Linked DNA regions of Homo sapiens: region 1 is linked to region 2. Evidence: chromatin loops called from intact Hi-C (ENCODE). Cell type or tissue: GM12878. All regions are shown on one strand. Region 1 holds the start of LINC00850 (long intergenic non-protein coding RNA 850). Region 2 overlaps EOLA1-DT (EOLA1 divergent transcript).

Region 1 (2,500 bases), 290 kb before region 2:
TAGCATTTACAAATCCAATGCCCCCTTCCCCCCTCCCCCCACCCTCCTTGTGGTACCTCTTTCAAAGGTAAGAGGATCAGGGCTAACCCCTTAGGTACAGAGGGAAATGGGAAATTCTGAATATCTTTTTTACATCGTTCTACCTCATACTGGAGTCCTTTTAGACAGGGGTATTTAGGTCGGGAGGGAACAGACTGATGGAATGGTAATTCCCAAGAGTCAGGGTTATAAGGAGGAGGGATAACATGAGTAGAGGGGGATTTGGAATGGGATCTGAGGTGTCAGTGGCTGTCTGAGGGGAAAGATTGGGGACACTGAATGGGGGAAGATAGTCTAGAGGATCTCATGCGCTGGAATGTTTAGGCGTGAGAGCTGGCTCCTCTGACTTTTCATTTTGAGGTGCCAGATTGGGTTCTTCCCTATTTGTTTTTAAGGGAAAAAGGAGGGCAGGTCCTTGTCTCCATAGCCTAGTTCTTCTTGAGACACTGGACTTTTATCATTAACATATCGGATTAGAAGCTGACACATTACATGCTCATTCGACCTAAACTTTAGCCAGAAGATTGAGGGTTTGAGGATGGGTCCCTGAGTTCAAGTAAAACAGCAATATTGTATCATTTGTTGCTTTTTCCTTTTTTCTTTTAGTCCCTTCATTATCCTTCCAGTGTTTTAGCATGAGACCTAGGGGGCTATCCGGGGGGATATCTTTGTTACCATCTTTATCCTCCTTGCTCCCTGTCTTGCTTGGGGTATTTCTCATCTTGATGGTTTTGGGGTAAGGTTCAAGGTTCAATTTCCCTTACTGGGAATTTCTCACCTTTTGGGGTGAGGCTCAATGTCCCCACTGGAAATTTCTTGCATTTTGGGGTAAGGCTCAATTTCCCCACTGGAAATTTCTTGCCTTTTGGGGTGAGGCTAAATTTCCCCCACTGGAAATTTCTTGCCTTTTTGGGGTGAGGCTCAATGTCCCCACTGGAAATTTCTTGCATTTTGGGGTGAGGCTCAATTTCCCCACTGGAAGTTTCTTGCCATTTCTACTACTGGAGATTTGTGTGAGGTTCAATCCCCCACAATGGGGATGTCTCACCACTTTTTAACTTCTAAGCCACCCCGACCAAGGAGTACTTCACCGCCCCCGCCCCACTGCAACTTTCTTACCTTGGTCCTGACCACCAAGGAAATATTTTACCAGCTCCCACAGCTTCTCCTTCCTTGGTCTGTGCACAGAGTTGTTGCCACACTATGTGAGGATCCTTTAAGCTAGGTTGCTGGCCAGTCCCCTGCCCCCACGTTGCTGAGAGCCCAGGTTATTCCTCACACTGGGTGGGTCTTGATTTCTCACCCCTGAGGCTGCCACAAGGGGGCGGGGTGTGCCTCCTCACAAGAGAGAACCAGAGAACGTCCCTAGAGGGGAATGTAATCACAGGCAGCCCCTAAATTGTTATATATAAAGTTTCAGTGCAGCAAAAGTAATAGCACTCAAATATAAAATTTTATTTTTAATTCTCAGCAAGGCAAGTTACTTCTATAAAAGGGTATGCCCTTACAGATGGAGCAATGGTGAGCGCACACTTGGACAAGGGAGGGGAAGGGGTTCTTATCCCTGACGCATGTGGCCCCTGCTGCTGTGTCATTCTCCTATTGGCTAGGGTTAGCCTGCACAGGCTAAATTCAGATTGGCTAATTTAAAGAGAATGTTGGGTTGAGTGCTTTGGCGGGAGTCAGGGCAGAGCAGGTAGCAGGTAATCTGAATGAGTTAGGGTGGAGCAGGTGATCAGAATGAGTTAAGGTGGCACAGGTGATTGGAATGAGTCAGGGTGGAGTAGGTAATTTGAATGAGTCAGGGTGGAGTAGGTAATCGAAAAAGGTTGCTTTACGAGGAAGTTAAGTTTAAAAGTAGAAAGCAAAGAATTGAACATACTGACATATTAATTATTTGAAAAGAAATTTAGAACTCATATCTAACGTCTGAGAAAAAAAGAAACAAGAATTTTAAAAGGTAAATATAGAGCAGTTTCAAGATGGCCGAATAGGAACAGCTCCAGTCTGCAGCTCCCAGCTTGAGTGATGCAGAAGATGGGTGATTTCTGCATTTCCAACTGAGGTACCAGGTTCATCTCACTGGGGTTTGTCAGACAGTGGGTGCAGTTCACGGATTGTGAGCTGAAGCAGGGCAGGGCATCACCTCACCCGGGAAGTGCAACGGGTAGGAGAATTCCCTTTCCTAGCCAAGGGAAGCCATGACAGACAGTACCTGGAAAATTAGGACACTCCCACCCTAATACTGCACTTTTCCAACAGTCTTAGCAAACAGCACACAAGGAGATTATATCCTGCGCCTGGCTTGGAGGGTCCCACGCCCACGGATCCTTGCTCACTGCTAGCACAGCAGTCTGAGATTGAACTGCAAGGCAGCAACAAGGCTGGGGGAGGGACGTCTGCCATTGCTGAGGCTTGAGTAGGTAAACAAAGCAGCTGGGAAGCTCGAACTGGGTGGAGC
Region 2 (2,500 bases):
GCCTGAAAGGGTTAGGTACATTCGAGGAGCCCAGAGAAGGTTCGTGGCTGGAGCAGACGCATTCGTAGAGTGAAGTCATGGGAGAAGAGGCTGGGAAACTAGATTGGTTCCAACTCCTAAAGGACCACTGAAGGAGTGTGGGCTGCACGCTGGGTGCAGCAGGTGAGTTTCCTCACTTGGGTTTCACTGTCAGCATTTTTAAAAGGCAAACTGGTTCTCTTCCTGAGAAGAATTCATTGATTCACTCGTGGCCAGTAAGTCATCTGACAAACCCTTGTGTACTTCTGATGGGATAGGAGTGTTTGTAGACAACAGGCACACAAATATAACATGCAGCCCAGTGCAGCTCAGGAGCAGCCTTCCATGGATAAGCGGTTGGTACCTACAGTGTGCTCCTGTCCTTGCTAATCTGAACACATAGGTAGTAACCTTAAGCATGTCTCAATCTTCTGACTTGTGATGAGGTTTCCAATTCTTGTTCCTGACTTTAGAATGAAGTTTGGAGAGTTGTCATTAGGTCTCTAGGTTCTGAGGATTACTGTGGGGTAGGCAGAGGGAGAGAAGAGTGTTGGGGCCAGATGTTCCTGTGCTTCTACCAGAAAGTTGATTTGCCCAGTGTACCACCCTCACTTGGCAGGCCTGAGCAGAGTGGCCTGCCACTGACAACCCAGAGAAAGAAGGTACAGTGCAGGCTTGCCCTGGTGGGCTCTTGGATGCCCTAAGCTGCAGCATCCAGGGCCAGGTGGGATTTGGTAGGATAGGCCCCCCGTCTACTGTGTCTGATCATACTGCCTTTGAAAGAGAAGGGTGGGTGGTGAAGACAAGACGATGAGACAGGGTGGCCTCTGCATGTTGTAGCACCCAACTGGAACATTTGCAGATGATACTTGGAAAAAGCTTTAGGAAAGAGGCCCACTTCATTTATGAAATGACACCAGCTAATGTTTGACCTTAGTCATATGTTCCTTGGTTCCTCATTTTGCCATCTGCTGGCTGACTCATACAGCTTCACTTTTAATTAAAGGTGGGCTGTGATGAGAGTCATGATCAGTGAGTGGCTTCCATGGCAGAAAGTTCTGTGTAGTTCTTGGGGGATGTGAGTGTAAGTTTGAGGTGCTAAGACGAATATGTCCATACATTGTAAACTATTTCCTCTGTCCTTTCCCTCCTCTAACCATTCCTGCCTTCTTCATCTTTCTAACTTTCCCAAGGCATTTTACATCAGATTTCAGATATAGAACAATGGATGTTAAAACAAACCCAAATTCCTAATGCTTGGTACCATGAAAACATGGCAACACTGTTTGCATTTTCTTTACAAATGGCCTGTATGGGTCAGCCCAGGCATTGACATAGGAGCCCATTGTTTGCATCCTCTGGGTCCTTGTAGTTCATATGCTGGAGCAATGCATAGAGACACACAGAAAGGCTGAGAATGGCCATGAGGTATGTAACAATGAGGCCCAGAGCCTGAGCTTTGGTGTCTAGCAGACCTGGGTTTGAATGTTAGCTCTTTGTCTTCCTGTGTGACCTTGTTGGTTACTCGTCTCTCTGTGTCTCCTCCACTCCTATAAACCAGGAGGTACAAATGCCACTCATGTCACAGGGCTGTTGCTGGGACATACCCTTGCACCTTGTGTTGTCTCTTTCTGGGACTCAGGTTCTCAAGATTTGCTTCTACATTTACAGGTTGGAGATTATTCCAGCAACACTGATGAAAGATTTTTTTTTTTTTTTGGTCTCTCAGCTTTGCAAATTTCAGAGATTTCCAACAGTGTTCAAGGGACTGCAATGTGATCTTGGAAAAATCCTGTATGTTCTTTGAATAATCTCAGTTGTGCTATCTAGAAAATGAACTGGTTAGTCTAGAACATGGTTTTCAAACCTATGTGGCCATGGAATGTCATTTTGGAGGGATGCTTTCACAGGATGTAAGATTCTGAGTTGAAAGTTTTTTTTTTTTTTTTGAGACAGAGTCTCACTCTGTGGCCCAGGCTGTAGTGCAATGGGGCAATCTCTGCTCACTGCAACCTTTGCCTCCTGAGTTCAAGCAATTCTCCTGCCTCAGCCTCCCAAGTAGCTGGGATTACAGGTGCATGCATGCCACCACGCATGGCTAATTTTTGTATTTTTAGTAGAGACAGGGTTTCACCATGTTGGTCAGTCTGGTCTTGAACTCCTCACCTCAGGTGATCCGCCTGCCTTGGCCTCCCAAAGTGCTGGGATTACAGGTGTGAGCCGCTGCACCCAGGTGAAAGCTATTTTCTGTAAGCCCTTGAAAAAAGTTGTGCCACTTCCTTTTGGTATCCATGGTTTGGTAAGGTGTCATTTCTCTCGCATTGCTTCCAAGATTTTTTTTTTTTTTTAATGATTATCATTATTATTATTATTTTAAAGACAGGGTCTCCCTTCATTGCCCTGGCTGCAGAGCAGCATTGCAATCATAGCTGACTGTAACCTTGAACTTTTGGGCTCAAGCAATCCTCCCACCTCAGCCTCC

The links. Peaks named below come from ENCODE experiments on the same cell type or tissue, not always from the same donor. Only the 100,000 strongest peaks of a DNase experiment are listed, where the experiment ranks them.
Region 1: it touches region 2 in a loop (3.0-fold over the local background); 2 of 110 quality-filtered maps call a loop at or near these places.

Annotation. Positions count from the first base shown.
Region 1 is chrX:149,824,475-149,826,974 of GRCh38, reverse strand. LINC00850 (long intergenic non-protein coding RNA 850) reads right to left here and starts at 1,267. Exons shown (of 3, transcript NR_109813.1): 1 at 1,159-1,267. In GM12878, a CTCF peak has its summit at 1,348 (motif pointing right); no DNase peak of the experiment used is centred here.
Region 2 is chrX:149,530,190-149,532,689 of GRCh38, reverse strand. All of the region lies in intron 7 of EOLA1-DT (EOLA1 divergent transcript), which reads left to right. Among named protein-coding and RNA genes, the nearest start is that of EOLA1-DT, 8.3 kb to the left of the region's middle. In GM12878, a CTCF peak has its summit at 989 (motif pointing left); a DNase peak (open chromatin) is centred at 959; H3K27ac peaks cover 286 bases.